2 separate regions of the Mus musculus genome follow, and region 2 is linked to region 1. The links are chromatin loops, found by intact Hi-C in ENCODE. Cell type or tissue: left cerebral cortex. All regions are shown on one strand. Each heading gives the region's core, and the rest is flanking DNA. Links, peaks and the distances in the headings are about the cores only. Region 1 overlaps Sez6l (seizure related 6 homolog like). Region 2 holds the start of Gm30529 (predicted gene, 30529).

The links. A loop is a pair of places that touch in the nucleus more often than their neighbours do. Peaks named below come from ENCODE experiments on the same cell type or tissue, not always from the same donor. Only the 100,000 strongest peaks of a DNase experiment are listed, where the experiment ranks them.
Region 2: a loop joins it to region 1, with 2.7 times the contacts of the local background. A loop is called at or near these places in 4 of 42 quality-filtered maps.

Annotation. Positions count from the first base shown.
Region 1 is chr5:112,469,058-112,471,968 of GRCm38, forward strand. It overlaps Sez6l (seizure related 6 homolog like), which reads right to left. Exons shown (of 17, transcript NM_001253916.1): 5 at 2,540-2,725. Among named protein-coding and RNA genes, the nearest start is that of Gm42160, 6.4 kb to the right of the region's middle. In left cerebral cortex, for the core only: a CTCF peak has its summit at 1,285 (motif pointing right); a DNase peak (open chromatin) is centred at 1,307.
Region 2 is chr5:112,647,766-112,650,676 of GRCm38, forward strand. Gm30529 (predicted gene, 30529) reads left to right here and starts at 1,432. Exons shown (of 3, transcript NR_166517.1): 1 at 1,432-1,821. In left cerebral cortex, for the core only: a CTCF peak has its summit at 1,736; DNase peaks (open chromatin) are centred at 1,601 and 2,058; H3K4me3 peaks cover 529 bases; H3K27ac peaks cover 652 bases.

The DNA.
Region 1 (2,911 bases), core at 215-2,714:
GCGGCTAGGATGAGAGTCTTAAAGCCCACGTCCACACCTACTCCAACAAGACCACACCTCCTCCAACAAGATCACATCCATTTCCACAAGGCCATGCCTCCTCCAACAGGGCCACACGTACTCCAACAAGACTACACCCACTCCAACAGGGCCACACCTACTCCAACAAGGCTACACCCAGTCCAACAGGGCCACACCTACTCCAACAAGGCCACACCCACTCCAACAAGGCCACACCCACTTCAACAAGACCACACCCACTCCAACAAGGCCACACCCTCTAATACTGTCACTGCCTGGGCCAAGCATATACAAACCATAGCATATGCTGACCTCCTCAAACCTATTGAGCCCTTTCACCCACCAGCCTTTTCACAGGATAGCTCACTGGCAGGGAAAACCGACACCTTTGACCTTCACTTTGGTACCTCCCACTCAGTTTCCAACAGCCTGGCTCCCTGGGGACACTTTCCCTGGTCTCTGGCCTACCATCACCTCTTGTCCCTGAGTCCCTGAGTGTCAGGGTTTCTCTTGTCCCTACCTGCTCTGTGGCACTACCCCTATGACCCCTCTCTGGCACTCTCTGCCCTCCTCACCCCCGCCATGTTTTCTCATCTGGTCACATATTGGGGGGTTTGAATAAGAATGGTAGCCCCCTCGCCCCACCCCCATCCCACCCCCTGCACGAAGTGGAACTGTTGGGGGAAGGGTTAGGAGGTGTGACCTTGTTGAAGGAAGTTAGTTCCTGGGATGGGATTTGTAGTTTCAAAAGCCTGTGCCAGGCGCTCTGTCTCTGTCTCTGTCTCTGTCTCTGTCTCTGTCTCTGTCTCTGTCTCTGTCTCTCTGTCTCTGTCTCTGTCTCTGTCTCTGTCTCTGTCTCTGTCTCTGTCTCTCTCTCTCTCCTTCCTGTCTGTGGACCATGATATAAAGCACCTGTGTGCTTTTTACTCATGGACTCACCCTCTGAAACTCTAAGCAAACCCCCAATGAAATGCTTTTATTTATTTTTTATTACTTTGTTTTTTAAAGAAGAGTTTCCATAGTTACAATGTTTCTTTACAGCCACAAGCAGTAACTAAGACGCCATCCTGTACCAGGGCAGAGACTCGGAGAGAGCAGGACCCTCACAGCTCGTATCATAGGCGCAGAACCTGGTAACAGTGGACGTTTGTGGATGCTGGCAGGATCCTCGAAGGATGTCAGATCCACTAGCCAAGGATCCCCCCTGTCTGTCCTTGAAGTCCAGGTTTCCTCTTGCTGGCCTGTACTGTCTACTTCTTTCCACCAGAGGGCACCAGGCCACCTTAGTTGGAGGCTGTCACCAACTTTTTGAGGTCATGTTGACTAAGCTCAACCAACAAAACAGAACAGCAGCAGCTAAGCCCAAAGTCAAAGCAACAAAAGAAACAAGGGATGAGAGAGACCTCATCATTACGAAGAGGCCATGTGAAAAAATAAACCAAAACCAAAACCAAACAAACCCCCACAGAACCGGGGAAGAGGCCTACAAATCATATCTCATGAAGGTTTTGATCCATCATATGTAAAGAGCACTTATAGTACAGCAACAACCCAGTAACCTCTTGAGCAATGGCCAAAGGGATTAAAGAGCCTTTTCAGAGATGGCATACTGTCAGCTACAAGAAGCATTGAGAAAGATGTGACAGCAGTGCTTATCATGGAAACATGAGAACGTGGTGAGTCTGTAGGCCTACTGTGCTGATTGTAGAAAGCAGTGCATTGGTGAGCGTTGGAAGGAAGAGAACTGCCGTGTGCCACCAGTGGCAGGTGAAATGGCATGGTGTGGTTTCTGTGGGAAGTGTGGGTTTGTAGAGGTTACACTACACGACCTGGCAACACTGTTCTGAAGATCATATTTAAGAGAAATGGAAACTAATTTCTATGTTCAGAGCAGGGCAGTTACTTAGGTAAAAAGTGGAAATAATTCCAAAGTTCAATGTTGGATGGATGGGTAAACAAAACAGAGCATAATGTTCACAACGAAATATTACACAGCCATGAAAAAGAACAGCTTATACATGTTGCACTGCAGGGAGAGCTTGGAAACCCCGTGGCGAGTGGGAAAAGCTGCATGTCTGCTACCCGCGTGAGAGCTCACAACTGGCAGATCACAGAGAAGAAAGCTTAGCATCCAGGATATACAACAGCCACCACCAAGTCAGCTGCTGAGTGACTGCTAGAGAGCAAGGTTCTCACTGGGCAGAACACTGCTGTGTGGTATGTGTCCTCAGGAGCCAATTTCATACCCTGGGCACTGTATGACAGCACAGCCTGGAGGGCAAAGGCCTTACCCAAGGTTACACCCTATGCCCTAGGGCACTGGTTCTCAACCTTTTCACAAGGGTTGTAGGTCACATATCCCACATATCAGATTCGTAACAGTAGCAGTTTAATTACAGTTAAAACTAGCAATGGAATGATTTTACGGTTTGGGGTCAGCACAGCGTGAGGTCTAACCAGTGCCTTAGAGGGTGCTGGCCTACCCTCGCCCTGCCCGGCTGGCAAGCACTCATGGTACCTGAGCAGACAGGCTCCTGGCTGCTCCAGTGCGGTTTGGAGGCATTGATGCAGGTCAGCGTCTTGGCTCCCTGCAGCTCGTAGCCCAGGTGGCAATGGAAGTGGGCCACCCCGCCCGAGTGCAGATCCATCACCGTGACCTCTCCGGCATCGGGCCTCCGGGGAAAGGGGCAGCTCAGCATGAAGGCTGCGGAGAAGACAGCAACCCGAGCACATTAGCCATGAGCAGGGAGGCTGTGGGACCCACATCCTGGCAGCAGCTATGTGCTGGGGATGGAGGGGCGACCCTGTCGAGGAGGGCTGGGTGCTGGAGCTGCTGGCTGGGTTGTTTCTCTACCTGATTTTGGGGAGCTTGGCTAAGTTGGCAGGAATC
Region 2 (2,911 bases), core at 173-2,672, 180 kb after region 1:
TACGGATCCACGTGTGGATGGACTGAAACATATTCTTGGTACTTTGAGTAGTTGTGAGGTTCTGTTAACTGTCATGCACTACACAAAGAAACCTATGTGATTTGTGCTGAGAGTTGGTTAATCTCTGGGGCCTCTGAGCTCCCCCTAACATTTTCTGCATGATTTTATAGTATATCTGTGTCATGATTTGTATATGCTTAGCCCAGGTAGTGTCACTATTAGAAGGTGCGGCCCTGGTGGAGCAGATGTGGCCCTGTTGGAGTAGGTATGGCCTTGTTGGAGGAGGTGTAGCCTTTTGGAGGAGGTGTGGCCTTGTTGGAGTGGGTGTGTCACTATGGGTGTGATATCATCCTAGCGGCCTGGAAGCCAGTCTTCTCCTAGCAGCCTTTAGAGGAAGATGTGGAACTCTCAGCTCTTCCTGCACCATGCCTGCTTGGATGCTGCCATGTTACCTTGATGATAATGGACTGAACCTCTGAACCTATAAGCCAGCCCCAACTAAATGTTGTCCTTATAAGAGTTGCCTTGCTCATGGTGTCTGATCACAGCAGTAAAACCTTAACTAAGACAATCTGTTTCCTCCTATGGAGTGGGGTTTTAAATGCACACGAGTGGTTGGTTGTCTCATAACATTCATGCCACTATTGCCCATAGGGGTATATCTTGCCATGCTGGTCATTAGTGTAGTAAGTTCGTTGATGGATATGACCGTGGATAGATTTTCTCTCGTGGTAGCTGCATGGTACTGTCTGGTGGAGTGACATCTCCAGGTCAGTTACCAATTTGATTTTCTCCTTGACCCTGAGCAAAAGCTCAGAGACCAATGTCTTCAGCAACAGGTCTCAACATCAAGTTCTGCTGGGTAAAGATTCCTAGAATTAAATGTAAATGAAATACAACATGATATAAAGGTATGACCCAAAGGTGGTCCTAAAATAAAAATAAAAATAAAATAAAATAAAATAAAATAAAAATAAAATAGAAATAATCTATGGCTTTAAGTGCCTGTGTCAAAAATCAGAGATAGCTCAGTAAAAAGCCTGATGATAAAACTTATGGTACTGGAAAATCAAAGACAAGATAATCACAAGGTGGTAGACAGAGAGAAACATTTAAGATTGTGGAAAAAAATAATAAAACAAGATGAAAAAAATCAATAAAATGAAAAGCTGTTTTAAAAAAAAGATTAACAAGATTGACAAACCCTTAGCCAAATTAATGAAAAAGTAGTGAGAGAGATAACTCAAATTAATAAAATTAGAGGCGAAAAGGGAAAAATTACAACAGGCACCAAGGAAATCCCATGAGCCGTGAGGATGCACTTTAAAAATTTATAGACAGCCAGGGCTATACAGAGAAACCCTGTCTCAGAAAACCAAAAAATTAAAAAAAAATAAAAATAAAAATTTATATTCCACTAAACTGGAAAAAAATCTGAAAGAAACAGGATGAGTTTCTGGATGTGAATGACCTGTCAAAGTGAAACCAAGACAGGAAAAAAAAAGATTTACACAGATCTGTAGCAACCAGCCAGATAGAACTAGAAGCAGTAATTAAAAATTCCCCAACTAAAAAAAGCCCAGGCCAGATGGATTCAGTGCAGGATTCTACCAGCCTTTCAAAGAACACACAGCAGCGTTCCTCAAACTGTAATGTAAAATATGAAAGAGGGAGCATTTCTAGAGTCTTCAGCCAGGGTGCCCTGCAAAGCCGCCCTTGTGTCCTCTCCCAACAACTTTGACTCAAGTTCCTCGAGACAGGCTGTTGTCTGACAGAGTCTGTCTAGGACCCAGGAGAGCCACCACAGCCAAGGGAAGACAGGTAAGTTGGATGCAGCACGTAGCAATGAAGTTGGAAGTGAAATGTCCTGGAAGCCAAAGGCACTTATTTCAGACTCCAGGGAAGCAAGCCGTTGGCAAATCCGAAATATTTAGAAGCTTGGTGTGTCTGCATGTTGAAATATTTAGAAGCTTGGTGTGTCTGCATGTTGGTGTGTCTACATGGACTAGAAGGTAGAGAAGGTTCGGGATGGGCTGAAGTGAGCCCATCCACAGAGTGCTTCATGGTAGGGGAGGAGCTGGGTTTTATCTGCAAACGAAATGGCAGGAGGAAGATTCAAGATGCTCATGCCTGCTCAGGGCACAGGGCAGGAGAAAGCCATGTCAAGATCAAGGTCCCGTACAGTTCACATGTATTCATTCTTCTTTGTCACTTTCCAGAGGGGTTGTGGGTATTGTGGGTTGCCCTAGTGCTGTTTATATTCTGATGTTAATTCTACTCCCTCAAGAGGGCCTGCCCCCCCCCCTCCCCCAGGAGGAGTAGATTACATAATGTTGAGCCCAGGTTAAAAAAAGAAAGAAGGAAAGAAAGAAAGAAAGAAAGAAAGAAAGAAAGAAAGAAAGAAAGAAAGAAAGAAAGAAAGGAAGGAAGGAAGGAAGGAAGAAAGGAAGAAAGAAAGGAAGAAACCCAAAGAGACCACCAGGAACCACAACTCTGATGCAAGCCCATGAGAGTCTTTATTCAAGCCCGAGATTGGGCCACAAACCTTCCAGATGCAACAGGATAGGAAAAGCAACCACAAAGTCTAGGGGAAGGGTTTTTTTATAGGAAAAAAATGCAAGCGGGAGTGTCCAAGCCTTGGCATGACATGATTTTGTAAGAGGTTTATGGGGAACATCTGGTTATTAATTAGCTGCTGCTACAGAGGAGGAGTGATTATCACCCTTTGAAACTGTATCCCCTAAAGTGCAGAAAAGAATACAGTAGGACTGGTGTCTCCCAGCAGTTTCAGCTGGATAGATACATCTCACCCTGGGACCTGATACTTTGTTTAAACTTAGGTCTCTCAATACTTAGGTGATTTCATAGGAGCCTTTGCCCCATTCTAATTGGTCAAATAAAGTTTAGAGCC